Linked DNA regions of Homo sapiens: region 2 is linked to region 1. The links are chromatin loops, found by intact Hi-C in ENCODE. Cell type or tissue: endothelial cell of umbilical vein. All regions are shown on one strand.

What was found. A loop is a pair of places that touch in the nucleus more often than their neighbours do. Peaks named below come from ENCODE experiments on the same cell type or tissue, not always from the same donor. Only the 100,000 strongest peaks of a DNase experiment are listed, where the experiment ranks them.
Region 2: it touches region 1 in a loop (6-fold over the local background); 69 of 110 quality-filtered maps call a loop at or near these places.

Annotation. Positions count from the first base shown.
Region 1 is chr2:181,738,901-181,746,900 of GRCh38, reverse strand. No RefSeq gene overlaps it. Among named protein-coding and RNA genes, the nearest start is that of NEUROD1, 62 kb to the right of the region's middle. In endothelial cell of umbilical vein, a CTCF peak has its summit at 3,918 (motif pointing left); DNase peaks (open chromatin) are centred at 530, 900 and 3,860; H3K27ac peaks cover 900 bases.
Region 2 is chr2:181,949,598-181,957,597 of GRCh38, reverse strand. It overlaps a transcript of PPP1R1C not described here. Among named protein-coding and RNA genes, the nearest start is that of PPP1R1C, 32 kb to the left of the region's middle. RefSeq lists an enhancer at 1,787-2,986. In endothelial cell of umbilical vein, a CTCF peak has its summit at 3,156 (motif pointing right); DNase peaks (open chromatin) are centred at 2,457 and 3,147; H3K4me3 peaks cover 300 bases; H3K27ac peaks cover 1,337 bases.

The DNA.
Region 1 (8,000 bases):
TTTAAAGTCATTTCTGTAGAGATTTAGTAAAGTGATCAAGAAAAGCAATGAATTGTTAAAAGAAAAACTGAATAAATGGACACAACAGTTGGTATAGCTGTTTCCCCTAACTGAGAAAAGTAGTATGGCCATCAAGATAAACTTTTATGTACATATTTTGCGAAAAGCAGACATTCTTGTCATTTGGGGATTTTTTAAAAAGAAAAGGAAAAATAAAAATCTTAAATCCTCTTTCCTTGGCAAAATTTTTTCATGCCAATCGAACAACAACAAAGGAAATAAAATATATGTGGTTTAATTTCTGAGTTTTTTGTGAGACATCTTTCACAATGTGGCATACACTACATTCTTCACAATGAAATTTTCCAAACAGGGTAGGAGTTACTGTTCCTTCCTGGTGGAGGGGCTCAATTAACTCCTGGTCCTGGTGTTCAGATTCTAAAATGACTTTGCTCCCCCTCAAAGTTATAACTGTGTAAGAATTGCCTATGAAGGAAATTGATGTGATCATGTCTGGCTAGCAGGAAATTCAGCAGATAAGTGGTCAGACCATTACCTGGCAGCCTTAATGGACCAGCAGCTCAGTCTGTCTCCGCCTGTCCTGAAACCCCATTTTGCTCTACAGAGTCTGGATTTTGTCATAGTATGATTTTAATATCATCATCATAGTTTAATTGTTCTTAAATATTAGAAATATTAAAATAATTATTAAAAACACCTTAATAAGGAAATGAAAAGTTTTATAAAACTTGACATGTGAATTTATAAACTTTTATTGGCTGAAAGGTACTAAATAACTAGAACAAAGAACTTTCAAACAACAGCAGCAACAACCAAAAGCACTTTTAAAAAATGTATTGGAAATAATAAATCTGTTACCACAAAACAGATTTATGGTCGCTATTTCCTGTAGAAGGATATGTTTTTCCCTCTTTATTTGAAAAGGGAAAATTTTCAGTCCACAAATGCATTAGAGTCATTATTAAGGCTTCATAAAACACAGCGAAAACAATTTTCATATCTTTAAGCCATATAAAATTTCATTGGGTAGTTCCTATTGAGATGCACATTCATACAAACATAAATCATTATTACATTCTATTGTATCATCCCACAGGTTAAAAAAATCTATCTCAGTATACACTTATTATATATAGGTTTGGGGAATTAAGATTCTTATTTTGGATGGTCTTTGGAAAAGAGTATTTTACAATAGAGTGAACTCTTAAAAAGTGGAAATCAAGGCTGGGCAAAGGTGGCTCACGCCTGTAATCCCAGCACTTTGGAGGCCAAGGTGGGTGGATCACATGAGGCCAAGAGTTCGAGATCAGACTGGCCAACATGGTGAAACCCCATTCATACTAAAACTACAAAAATTAGCTGGGTGTGGTGGTGCACGTCTGTAATCCCAGCTACTCAGGAGGTTGAAGCACAAGAATCGCTTGAACCCAGGAGGTAGAGGTTGCAGTGAGCCGAGATTGCGACACTACACTCCAGCCTGGGTGACAGAGCAAGACCCTGTCTCAAAAATTAAAATAAAATAAAATAAAAATAAAATAAAATACTGGTAATCAACTTCTCTTTGCCACTGTCTAGCTATGAGATCTTGAATAAGTGGTGTTACTTTTCTGGAACTCAGTTTTCTGGAACTAGTTTTCTTATGGTTGATTCTATTCTAATAAATTTTGCTAGATTCCATATTTTGACTTTACTGTTAACTAAAAGACATGCTATTTAACCATGTAACACAAGTATTTGGGGCAGGTTTGCAGTATTATAAATCATTAGAGGGGTCACCTTGGCTATACTAACTTCCCTAGTGTCCCTAATGCCCAACATGTTACATGGAGTAGGTGCTGCACACTATGTTTTTGAATAATTAATGGCTAGCTTTAGCTCAGGGAGTTACTAATGCTCATAATTTGACTGAAAATCTGTGACTTTTACCTCATTAAGATATTATAGTAGGCCAGGCGCAGTGGTTCACACCTGTAATCCCAGGCCTTTGGGAGGCCGAGTGGGGTGGATCACCTAAGGTCAAGAGTTCAAGACCAGCCTGGCCAACATGGAGAAAACCCCATCTTTACTAAAAATACAAAAAATTAGCCAGGCGTGGTGGCAGGCACCTGTAATTTCAGCTACTCAGGAGGCTGAGGCAGGAGAATCGCTTGAACCCAGGAGGTGGAGGTTGCAGTGAGCCAAGGTTGCACCATTGCACTCCAGCCTGGGCAACAAGAGTGAGATTCCATCTCAAAAAAAAAAATTAAAAAAAAACCACACACACACATACACACACACATATATGTAATAGTAAATTCTGTATGTGACTTTTAAATTTTATGATTTTCCTTCGGGGATTTTTATTCTTTTTACCTCTTACCTCTGCAATCCTCTGCCCTGCTCACAGACCAGCATTCTGAAGAGATTGAGTTTTGAAATAACTGAAAGAAATTGATTAGAGAGCAAGTGTGTAGTTTTTACATAGCATTCAATGGCCAATTAACATGCCTTCTACCCACTCACTAAACAATCTTGGGCATGTTAATTCTCCATCGTGGGTCTCTCTGGTTCTTTAAAAAATGAGAATAACAACATTGACTTGTTTTGAAGAGGAAACAGCTAACACAGCCATAAAGATTACAGTTCATCAGTGAGCCTGTGGAAGGCTAATCTCTAATATCAGTCAGTGTGCGATATTCACCTGGTTGTTTCGTTTGGGGAAAACTTCTGGAAACAAAATAGTACCCATTAAGAAATACAGGTTTTTCCCTTCCACAGTTGCCAAAGTTTGTTTATTCTGGGGGTTGTTTGTTATACTTATTTTTTTCCTTTTCTAATTGTTTAAGGTGTTTTGGAAATAAGATCATTATCCTCATGGGCATCTGCTGGGTAGAGTACCCTTGAAGGTCAAGATTTTTGCACGATTCATCAAAGGAAATAATGAGGCAGTAAGTAAATTTAAAGTCCAGACTCAGGTTCTTTGTGGGGGGAAAAAAATGGCAACTACACACTTGCTCTCTAATCACTTTCCTTCGGTTGTTTCAAAACTCAGTCTCTCCAGAATGCTGGTCTGTGAGCAGGGCAGAGGGTTGTAGAGAGAAGAGGTAGAAAGAAAAAAAATCAGTTGAAAGATAATATTTTTGGAAAATTATTACTAACTTTAAGATTGGACACTTTTTAAAGGCATCGTTACAAAGTTATACAAATATATCAAAAAATCTGATTATTATAAATATCATAACCAGTTTTGACAAAAATGAGTCATAAAATGAGAATGTTTCCCTTTCCCTACAGGTTTGACTGGCCATGGTAATTAATTTTAACATCTGTTAAGGTCACTTGCTTTGTAAAATGACAAATTATCAAATAGCAGGGCCATAAAAGAAAAGTGACAATTGCATGTACATTGTGCACCACATGGCCCAGTTCAGTACCAATATAGAGAACACCACAGGCTTGGTAAACAATAGGGATAATATGGCCTGTGTTAAAAAGAGAAGATTTCTATCAAGTAGTGAAAGTACAAAGTCATATGATAAGTTTTGGCCTCACAAAGATGAGGCTAATATCATTAGCCATTTATTGCAAAGGAACAAAATTTTTTCAAATTAAACTCATGATGGATTTTAATCACTTGGCTAATGTTAGTAAATGATTATGCCTCAAGCCATTACGATAATGATCATTATTAGCAAGAGTCTGTTTTCACAATGTTTATAATGCTTAAAATTAATCCAGAAGTCAAGAGTCATTAAATCATTTCACCTGCAGCAGAATTTAAAAGTCGCACATATTTCACATAATTGCAATTTAAAAACAAAAGCTATGAAGGCAGTGGAAAAATACACAAGAAAATCAAGCTATTAACTACAGTGCCACCAAGCGACCAACCTCAAAATTCCACGTATAATCAAAAGGGCAAACATACGAAGGAAAATAATTACATGCAGAAAAGAGACCACAGCAAGAACCTCAGATGGATGCTGATTATGGACCTCAATGAATCTCAGAACTCTAAAAGGTCAACTTTTAACTATCTAGAATTAACCGTTTTGATCTAGGAAACTTCAGGGATCATCAGTGGATCACCAGAGAGCTTGCAAATTGCTGAATTTGAAACACAGATGGAGATAAGTCCTTTAAAACAGTAGCTAGATTTTCAAATGTAAGAAAAAAATGTATGTTTGAGTGGTATGAAAGAGTTGACCATTCCGGACGACATGGTATGGTCTTCAAATACAAAGAATAAAGTGTGAACAAAAGAGAAGATTATAATAGAAAACATTTAACTATATCCCGTAGAATCTTTCCTAGTTGTCAGGTTTAAAGTCTACAAAATGTTGGAATCAGACCAGATGATTTCTAAAGTCACTTACCAGGCCAGAAATCCTATGGCAAAGATCATTGAAGTCATGTGACCCCACAAATTTTATGCAAAACATGGACATATGTGCTTGTAGAGTATGAGATTGTACTCTAATAGTTGAACTGATAACACACCTCAATTGAAGTAAAACACTAAAAGATGTTAAAGAAAAATAGAAAAAAAATTTAATCTTATAAATCCAGACAAAAAATAATTTGGAAATAACTCTTACCAGTAATGTTTGAATCATTTATTTATTCATTTATTCATCAAGTATATCTTGAGTTCTAACTATGTTGCAGGCATATGGGCTAAGTTCTAGGGATAACAACATACCATAGGAACTGTTTTCCAAGATGAGAAGATATCATTAATAAAAATAACTCAGAATTTATCATGTGAGGCTAAAAATATATGGGTTGAAAAAGGGTAAGAAGTTAGACTGGCTTCCAAGGTATATATAGATTCATTATAGTCTATAGACAAAAATATCTGACCCCACCCTTATGAGCTATCCCTGGAAATACTGTCTTCATTCTTAGGTCAAGCATCATGAAACTGACAACCAACCAGCCAATAAAAATGACTAAGGGAGTGACGAGTCTGAATTACTAACAGGAGAAACTTAGGAGCTAAATATAAACCATTTTACTGTATAGACTGACCAAACCAGGTCTAAAAATAGAAAACTAACATGGGGGTTGATATTGTTTTCCATTGCACAAGGAGATAATCATGGGAGTGGGCAGTAAGATAGAGTTTGGAAGAGGAAACTTCAGATAATTTCAGAAAAAATACATCCTGTCAGAGAAAATTATCCCATTAATACAATCACTAGGGAGCAATGTTAGAAATTCCATTTGTTGATGGGTTGGGAACCCACTAACTGAAGCTCTAGGGCATGTGTTTTTATTATCCCAGGAGTAGAATGGGCTGCTGGTGCCTCTCAGTCTCTGATTTACACTCTGCAAATGCTCAGGGCAGGAGTGGAAAATCATCAAGGAAAATCAAGTGCGTTCTCTGTGGAATACGGAAACGGATTATGGCATGTTTCAAAGTTACAAACTATTCAATTAAGTCATTTCCCCCTTCACTTGTTGCTTCTCTCCTATTGGTTCCAATGAAGGAGCCAAACAGGCCCAACACTCTACTTTCCTGAGGAGAGAACTGGAGTCCAGTCCTAATGCCAACTAAAAGTAATAACGAGAAATTTTTTTTTCTAAAGATTGTCCACATTTGCCATGCAAAACAGCTCAAATTTCTGGTTCTCTTTCTCCTGTCCTGAAATAAACAAACATGCAAAAATGTCACCTGGGCAAGGTGAGTTAGTCCAAGAGTGTTCAGTGTATCTGATTGCTGCTGACTTGTCTACACCCTCACAGTCCCTTACAATGACCTCTAGGAAATAAGAACACGTCCTGATTTTGTTGGACAGGTGCAACACTCAATCAGCTCATACTTGGCTGTAGACTGACCATGCCAGAGAGGGCCAGCCATTGTCTTCTGTTGTATTTTTAAAGCACAGAAAACAAAAAACAACTACCTTTTGGGTTCTGTGACTAGGCACCTCTGCTCAGCTTCTATCCCCAGTTTGGAGGTTGGAACTCAGTGGTGTTCTTCTCATAACTTCTGCCTGGTGGTTTGGACCTTGGCTCTTTGAGTTAACTATATGACTTCTGATTTTAACCATCTGCCATATTTCTAGACTGACAACTGGCTGCACTTATTGTTCGTTTGTTTCCTGATATATTTTTTCCCCTCTCTTAGACCTAAGCTATGAACCCAATGTTGATTCATAAAACTTTGCAGTAATCTTTGCTTTGATCTATGAGGAAATTTTTTAAAATTGATTAAATGTTTCAGGATTCATCTTCTCAGCTTTGCTGGTACAGAAAGTTTTTCATTTTTCAGAACTGTGCCTGTTTGTCATCTAAAAAAAAACATTTTTTTGGTCATTCCAAGTATAAATGAACAATTATAATAGTGATATCTCTGCTAAAGCAATAGATTATAGTTTAAGTTGTCATTTAAGCTATAAGTTATTAGTTATTAGTAGTCATTTTTATAGGTAGTTTCTTTTTTTTTCTTTTTTTTATGACTTGTGCCTTTCTTTGTATATGTAAAGAATCCAGGTAGTGGGAATTTGTTGTATTTTAATATGAGTGGTTAGAAATATAGGTTCTAGAATAATGATATAACTGATATATCCAATTAGTTTACCAAAGCATTATCCATCGTAGCTTAGTGTATGCACTCTATAATTTTCTTGCATAAGTAAATTATTATTATTTCTTTTAAGTACAGCTGGCATTCACATTTTTCCTCAATCTATAATTTAGAAATTTTGATAACAGACAGGTAAATAGATGGTCTTTCTTGATGAGTTATAATTAAAGTGTCAAGCACTTACTTAATGTTAGAAAATAGATTGCCTTAAAATACACTTATGCAAATACCTCAAATGGACCTACATGACTTCAGTAGCTGAAAGTAATTATAATAGAAATTTTCAATTCTAGCCCATGGGAGAGTACAAATACTAAAGCTCCAACACTTGTAAGAAATATGCCAGAATTTGCAAAAAAAAAAATTATTTACAGAAATGTCCATTTATTCTCACACTTTTTTTCAGCTGCTTCGAGAGAACAAATTGACATGGACACCATCAGTTAACATTATTGCCTGAATTCTCCTTGGTAATTGGCTTTAATTGTCAGAGCATAAGGCTGGGGAATGGAAGATGTACTATATGACTTCTCTGTTCACGTATCTCCCTTCCTTCCGTCCTCCCCCACCTTTAGTTTGTGAGATGTACTTCCCAGTCATGTGGGTTTTGGAATTCTGTCTAATCAAGGAGTTTACACCCAAGGCATAGACCACAGATCAGAGGTAATCCTAATCATTTGAAATGGCATGGAACCAAAAAGAAGAATTCTAACTTCTACATTATCATCCTATTTTTTTGCTATAAAACAATAAATAATTCTTAGAAATCAAAAGAATTCTTAGAAATTGTTATGATTTGATGTTTATCAAATCATAAACATTAGATCCTAAATCTGATTCTTAGAATCTTAGGCATTTTAGGAATTGGGATTGAATTATACATACCTTTGTTAATAACAGGTTAGATCACATGAAATTACCATTTTTTAATTGACAAATAATTGTGTATATTTATGTAGTATAATGTGATGGTTTGATATATGTATACACAGCATAGAAAGATTCAGTCAAGCTAATTAACATAGCCATCATCTGACATCATTTTTTTGTGGTGAGAACATTAAAAATCTATCATTCTAGCGATTTTGAAATATACATTGTTATTAACTGTGTTAGTCCATCCTTGTTTTACTATCAAGAAATACCTGAGACTGGGTAATTTATAAATAAAAGAGGATTAATAATTGGCTTATGGTTCTGCAGGCTGTACAGGAAGCATGGCAGCATCTGCTTCTGGTGAGGCCTCAGGGATCTTTCAATCATGGCAGAAGGCAGAGGAGGAGTGAGACATCTCACAAGGCTAGAGCAGGAGGAAGAGAGAGAGGGAAGAGGTGCTACACACTTTTAAACAACCAGATCTCATGATAACTCACTATCACAAGAACATCACCGAGGAGATAGTGCTAAT
Region 2 (8,000 bases), 210 kb before region 1:
TAACTTCATAAATTTTATCTAGGACTACCCAATAACTAATATTTAGTAATTTTACGTATAAACAATGGAATGAATGTCTGTTATGATTCAGTAAGTTAAAGGGACTTAATAATATTTCTAAATGGTTGAGAATGGGTAAATTACTACCTGTCCCAGAAGAAACTGAGATGGCTTCATGAATTGAGTGGAATTTCAAGGGCTTGCTTGATAAGAGTTAGCACAATTTTTTTCTTCTCTTTTTAAGACAGAGTCTCACTCTGTCGCCCAGGTTGAAGTGCAGTGGCGCTACCTCGGCTTACCACAACCTCCACCTCCCGGGTTCAAGCAATTCTGCCTCAGCCTCCTGAATAGCTGGGATTACAGGGGTGCACTACCATGCCTGGCTAATTTTTGTATTTTTGGTAGAGACAGAGCTTCATCATTTTGGCCAGGCTGTTCTCGAACTCCTGACCTCAGATAATCCGCCCACCTCAGCCTCCCAAAGTGGTGAGATTACAGGCGTGAACCACTGCACCTGGCCTGAGTTAGCACAATTATCCAGTGGCAAAGCACATGCATACTTATTTAAATTAAAACAGCTGATGAAATTTTTCTGGTCCCAAATCAATTTTAAGGTTTAACAGTGTGAACAGCTCATGGTTTGAGCTTTAGAATTAATTACAGAGTGACTCAACAAACAAAATTATGTAACATTTCAGATGGAAATTTCAAAAATAATACATTTAAATCTATACTTCACAATTTCAATTTACTTACAGTATCTAAAATAATCTGAAATTGCCATTTTTTAAACACATGCAAAAATATGTTAAATATTACATGACTGACTTAATTGGAGTGAATGGTAATCAAAATTACCAAAAGAAACTGTAACATGAAGGATATGAACAGATACTTTTCAAAAGAAGACATTTATGTGGCCAAAAAAACATGAAAAAATGCTCATGATCACTGGTCATCAGAGAAATGCAAATCAAAACCACAAGGAGATACCATCTCACACCAGTTAGAATGGCGATCATTAAAAAGTCAGGAAATAACAGATGCTGGAGAGGATGTGGAGAAATAGAAATACTTTTACACTGTTGGTGGGAGTGTAAATTAGTTCAACCATTGTGGCAGACAGTGTGGCGATTCCTCAAGGATCTAGAACTAGAAATACTTGACCCAGCAATCCCATTACTGGGTATATACCCCAAGGATTATAAATCATTCTACTATAAAGACACATGCACACGTATGTTTATTGCAGCACTGTTCACAATAGCAAAGACTTGGAACCAACCCAAATGCCCATCAATGATAGACTGGATAAAGAAAATGTGGCACATATACACCATGGAATACTATGCAGCCATAAGAAAGAATGAGTTCATGTCCTTTGCAAGGACATGGATGAAGCTGGAAACCATCATTCTCAGCAAACTAACACAAGAACAGAAAACCAAACACCACATGTTCTCACTCATAAGTGGGAGTTGAAAAGTGAGAACATATGGGCACAGGGAGGGGAACCTCACACGCCAGGCCTGTGGGCAGGGGTGGCGGCGGGGAGGTGGGGAGGAGATAGGGGAGGGATAGCATTAGGAGAAATACCTAACATAGATGATGGGTTGATGGGTGCAGCAAACCACCATGGCACATGTGTACCTATGTAACAAACCTGCACAACTTAATAAAAAAGAAACTGTAACACAAAATGAGATTAATAAAATTTAAAAAGTATATAATATTAAAACATGCATAGACAAAAGACTAGACCAAAGCACACCAACATTTCAATGGCGCTTATCTCTGTGTGCTAGAATTGAAGATCATTTTATTTACTTCTTAATAATCAAGAAAAGTGTTATTTATGAAAAAGATAGTGTATAAGCTCCTCCCACTAATTTAAATTTCCCCCAAAAAAGGGCTTAGTAGACAAATGTTACTTTAGAATGGACAAGTTTTGAAAATATATTATTATCAAGGCTTGTATGAATTGAGGTGGAGACATTTACTTTGATCTCTTTGAATTACCACATATTGCCTAGAAAACACTCTAAAATAGAAAGCCTCACAGACTGTAATGGAACAGTTTTTGTTGGTAGTGATGAGATAAAACAATCAGACATTTTAGTAACACTATTTCCTTGATTGACAAAAATCAAAAGGGAAACGATAATTACATTTAAACACACGCACATGGCCTTTCCCTGGTGGAAAAAAAAATTGTATTTGTGCTGGTCTCCCTTAAGTAATTTTTCAATGGTCCTCTTTCAAGTTATAAATGTCAACCAATTTGAAAGCATGGTAAAGAGGAAAGAAATATGTAAACAAATTTCATAGGAAAAGTACAGCTGATGAAAACAGGAATCTAATCAAGGGAGTTTTCAAATATCAAGTTTCCATCACATTGAAAGGTATTTGTTGTGACTCAGAAGGATGATTTATTTCAGATTTGGCATTTCCTGTGAGTCACACTTTTCATCTGGCCATCTTAGAATATTTTATAAACACGAACCTCAATAACATCTGTATTATTCTCTTTGTTTTATAAATGGAATAATAAGTCATCAAAGAGCTTATAAAGCTGACAGAGGTCACCTAGGATGAGACTGATTTTTGTATCAGCACCTTTCCCTGAGACAGCCCTCAATTAGGATTTGAGAACTCCACAGCTCCTGTCCTAGCCATTTCGAAACATGGAACCCATGTTTTTAACTTTTAAAAATATTTATGTATGGAGACATGCCTAGGGAAAAAAAATCTCTCTTTAAACACATACATACTGATACATATCACCTATCTATTCATATAGATACGAAGATATCATAGAAAGAGTTCATAACCAGTAAAATGGCAATAAAATGTTAACTGCCAGAGCCCAGCTCCTGATCATGGAAGTCTGTTTCTGTTTAGGCAGCCAAAAATATAATGGGGAAGTCTGTAGGAAATAGAAATGTTTAGAATTTTTTCCTAACCTTTTGTCAGTTGTGATGATTCTGACGTCTCTTAACTCTTGATCAGATATCAGAGGTTTCTGAAGTTTCTTGGTTCGTGGCTCTCCAAGGTCTCGGTACATTTTTCACTGTGTCCTTAGGCCAAAAGGAGTACCTAGCAGTTCAAAGTATAAAGTAACCGTCAGGTAGGAACTTAACAAGAGTAATTGGCATGATGTCCGACAGATGGCGCTGTGCTTTCCCTCGAAAATTTAAATTACTTCGCGGTGCTCTTAGACTTCACTGCTGGAGGGGGTCGGGGGAATGTATGTGGAGGTCGGGGTGGTGGGGTGGGGTGTGTGTGTGTGCGCGCGCGCGGGGTGTGTGTGTGTGTGTGTGTGTGTGTGTGTGTGGCGGGAGGCGGTTAGCGGGTAGTGGGGCGCGGGGGGAGGGGTCCCTGCCTGGCCACCTGAATTCAGTTTGTAAACCACAGCTGTAGATCACACATACATTAGGTGAAGTTTGCAGAAGAACTGGGCTTGGTAGAATTTGAAAACGGATGAAAGACATTCCATGGAGGTGCCTTTCTCTCATTTGAGAAACACCAGAAAGTTATCTGGTTCTAATAAAAAAGTCTATTGGTGTCCTTTAAATCTAATTACTATGGTGCTTGCCCCAATGAAGAGGGAAAAGAGCTGTCTCTTCTACTCACACATAGGAAGCCTTTGTCAAGCTTTAGCTATCTCCCTTCAGACAAAAGCCTCCAAAATTACAAAACCACTAAGTTGTTTTGTTTGACTTAATCTTTTCCTGTTTTGTTGTCTATGAATCCTTCTCCAACCCACACAGTCTTAAAGATAACAATATGAATAAAATTCATTTCTGCTTGCATCTGAATCACACCAAAAGAAATACACAGATTTTTGTACATACAGTAACTTTGTCTGGGACAGTCAGACTTATAAGAATAAATGAAATTTGTTTCCTGGAACATTGAAGAGATACCCAGAAGAAATAGGCAGTCTTCTGACCAACAGGTACTAAACTTTGCTAGTAAATCTGTGTGCTTGCCAGTTGGATGAGAGCAGTTGCATGTATTAGGATGCTCTGGACAGAAGAAATAATGGTTTTAAATGAATCTGCTGGTGAGAAGTTATAAGAGTAGAATCCTTATTTTTATTGGTTTGAAGTTACAAGAATAGAATCCTCGTTTTTGTGTGTTTGTTTGTTTTTGAGAGAGCCTCTCACCCTGTCACCCAGCCTGGAGTACAGTGGTGCGATCACAGCTCACTTCCGCCTTGACCTCCCAGGCTCAAGCAATCCCTCAAGCAATCCTCATGCCTCAGCCACCTGAGTAGCTGGGACTACAGGTGGGCAACACCACGCCTAGCTAAATTTTTAATTTTTTTGTAAAGACGGGGTCTTGCTATATTGACCAGGATGGTTTCAAATTCCTGGCCCCAAGCAATCCTCCTACCCCAGCCTCCCAAAGTGCTGGGATTACAAGCATGAGCCATCACACCTGGCAAGAGTAGAATCCTTTAAATTGCAGGTATTGATTTGCTGTGGAACTCTTTCTCCTGCAGGCAACTCCATGAGGCATGTATTTGGGAGAAGAACAGCAGGAATTTATTATTTATTTATTTATTTATTTATTTATTTATTTATTTATTATCAGTGATTAGTCTCCTAAGCCATACCAGGAATGCCAGAGAGTTTCTAATGAGAGTAAAAGACTTTGCTCAGAGATAAGTGCTTTTTTTCCAGAACTATAAGTGGAGTGTCTGCTAAGTGCCAGGCACTGTCTAGGTTAAGGGGAGGATCAGGGGCCATGTTAGGGGCTGAACTAGGATGACTCTTGCTGTCACTGAACTTAGCCTGGTGGTTAAGAACAACAGAGATTTTTACATCTCAGAGGAAACAAAGATATCAGGGAAATTCGCTTTACTCTCTTACCTTAATTTACTCTTTTTAAATGAGAGGGTTGGAATACATGATCTCTAAGCCCTAGTGCTCTGATTCTAGCACCATACAAAGTTCACTTCAAAGTCAGTGAAAGAGTTGCAGCAACATAAATAGACCTCAGGGTATAAACACTATGTAATCCAAAGGGAAAATAAAGATGACAGACTACATGTTTTAAAATAAACTCACTGTGGTTTTTAATTCTCATTTCCAACCTTGAGTTTTATGAGTATTGATTTCCTAAGAAAAGAAAGCCTACAACTGCTACCTTCCTTAAGTACCTTTATATTCATTTTAAATAAGGCCATTAAAAATTTCAGGCCTAGTATATATAACTTTCAGTTTAAATGTTCTCTTACCCTCACTTAAAGGACCTTTTTATGTAACTAAAATGTAAAGGTTTAATTTTGGACACATACAAAATTAAGCTTGACATCTACTGAGCATTTATAAGAATACCTTTTTTTGCTGTAAAGTCCTTCAAACAGTGATATAACATGTCATTGACAACACAATGGGGTGGGCAAACTGAGGAACAGAGACATGACATTTGTAATTTGCTTAAGGTCACACAGTTATTTTATAATTGTGTATCATATTCATCTTATTTTATTTATCCTCCACTGTGGTACTATGGAGTAATTTTTTTGCTCTACAGACAAGGAAATTGAGTTTCAGAAATAGTATATTCTTATAGTAGTAATGGATTTGAAACTAGGTCCACCTCTCTAAAAAATTCTTGCAGTTTTTCCCTATACCAAGTGAGATGTTAGCACATAATCTCTGCTTTCCAAATCATATGAAAAGTATATCTTCCTTTTTTTCTCAAAGAATAAGAGGCAGTTGCAGAAGAGGGAGTAAGGTAAAAAGTAAAGAATTACCATTCTATTGCCCCACAGTGTTTCCAGACTTCTCTTTCCCTAACCCTTCCTCGACCTTATACGTATCCAGATTAGACTACCACAGTTTGTAGACTACACCCTATCCAGCCTCAGTTTCTTAGTTTAGTCACTTCTGTCCTAGAATTATTTTCCTCTCATCTCTGTTTGCTAAAAACCTATTCATCCTGAAAGTCCATTTCATGAACCATTCCCCTTGCATGAACACTCCTTGTTTCCCCAAATTAGATAAAATCTTGCCCACTTTGAATTCTCAAGTTCTTTGTTGGTCCTTGAGGTTCAGTGCAGCGTGCAGGAAGGGAATGACTGTTTGACTGAAACATTCATGTTTCATAGCCTTGTTCTTTTGACTGTTGGTTGTGGGACCTTAGGAAACTTACTTAAACTCTGTGAGCTTCAGTTTCCTTAATTACAGAGGGAAGAAAATAATTCCTACTAAGATAACATCTATCCTGCAGATACATTAATATGATTATGTGATACCTCCATCAGTGATAAAATGTGAAAAGAAAATGATGTATTATTTCTCACTATTAAAGATAAAACTATAGATAAAGTCCATAGTTGGTGTATTCATTCTTAGGTAATGTTTTGGCATTAAACATATCAGCTACTCTAATAATACCCAAGCTAGAGTTCAGTTCAGTAAAGAAATAGAATATCTAAATTCTTATTCAGTGTCAAGCTTTCCTCATTCCCAGAATGGAGGCTGAAGGTGGGGTGGGGATGTGGCTGGTTTCTTAAGAAGTTCCTAACTCTGCCTCCTCCCACACTGTGTAAGCCACGGCTCTGGCTTCTCCAAAGTCAGACTAAGGAAAGAGGGACCAGAGGAAGGAGCTGGGTTATGCAGCTGATAAAATGTGGCTTTCATGCTCTCTGGACAGCAGATGCATTGCTGAGTCTTTCTTGGTTGGACACTTTTGTTGCTTCTTCAGAGCTTCTCACTCAAGATCTGCAATGTAGTTTCTTTGACCTTGGCAATGCCTTCTTCTGGATAGCTCCATTTTGAGCACCCAGTAACACACCATTTTTTCATGTATACAACCCACTGAGGTAGTCATTTAAGAGTTTCTGTTTTAAGATAACCCCAGGTCAACTCTCTTTTGCAGGGTTAGGGGAGGAGAGGGTCTCTCTTTCTTTTTTTTTTTTTTTAACCAGGAGCCAATTTGAGTGGAAGTGCAGCCTACTCCCAGTGCCCCAGTGGATTCCTTTTATATCCCTTGACTTTAGACTTTTCAGACTTAAGTTAAACACTACTGACTATGTCCATTAATCTCCAGGATACAGATATCAAAATCTCCTCACAGTCCCCATGAAGCCCTACACATTGGCTTGAGCTTAGATAAAGCATCCTGCTATTTCCATGAGGAGGGGCAGAGGAGACCATTCAAAGTTCACACAAAAACCTCTGTTCTCCAAGTTTTCCCTGTTATACTAGCTGGGGTACATGACCATGCTGACAGAACCATCTTGATTATCCCTTAGCAAATCATGCACAGGCAGTCTAGCACCCCACTTTAGCTTATGAGGCATTGGGTAGGGAGAGATAATTATTCCTTGGAATCTATTATATTGTTCTTTATCTTTGTGCCTCATTTGAAAAACCTATTGCACAGATAATGGGCCCAAGGTGCAGCTGAACCATGAATGTGAAAGTCATCAGGAACCAAGGACGCTTTTCTTTGTCTTTGCCTCTTTGGGCCCTAATACTACCTTAACTCTGCTCACAATCCATCCTGTTTCTCTGTGCACATATAAAAAATGGCCACCCCAAGCTTCTAGTGTTCTATTTTGGAATATATCTGTTCTGCTCCCACACACCAGCAGAAACTGACTAGTTTGAATCCCACCTCAAAATTTCTAGAGACGGTATTTTTAAAATACAGTGAAAAAAAAATCCTAGGGAAGATAATTGGCTTAATGTGGACCAAATAACTATTCTTAATCCAATCAACTTCATCAAACAAACAAGCTATAATAAGTCCATCTTCTGGTAAGGGAAACTCTCAAAGAAAGGCAGTAATAGGCTGGGCAGACACCCTGAACCATTTCAGAAATACGTATGTAGAATCTTTAGCACATATGCTAGTCCCTGACACAAAGGTCATATGATAGGGTTTGCATATGTGTCACCACCCAAATCTCATGTTGAATTGTATCTCCAATGTTGGAGGTGGGGTCTGGTGGGAAGTGATTGGATCATGGGGGCAGATTT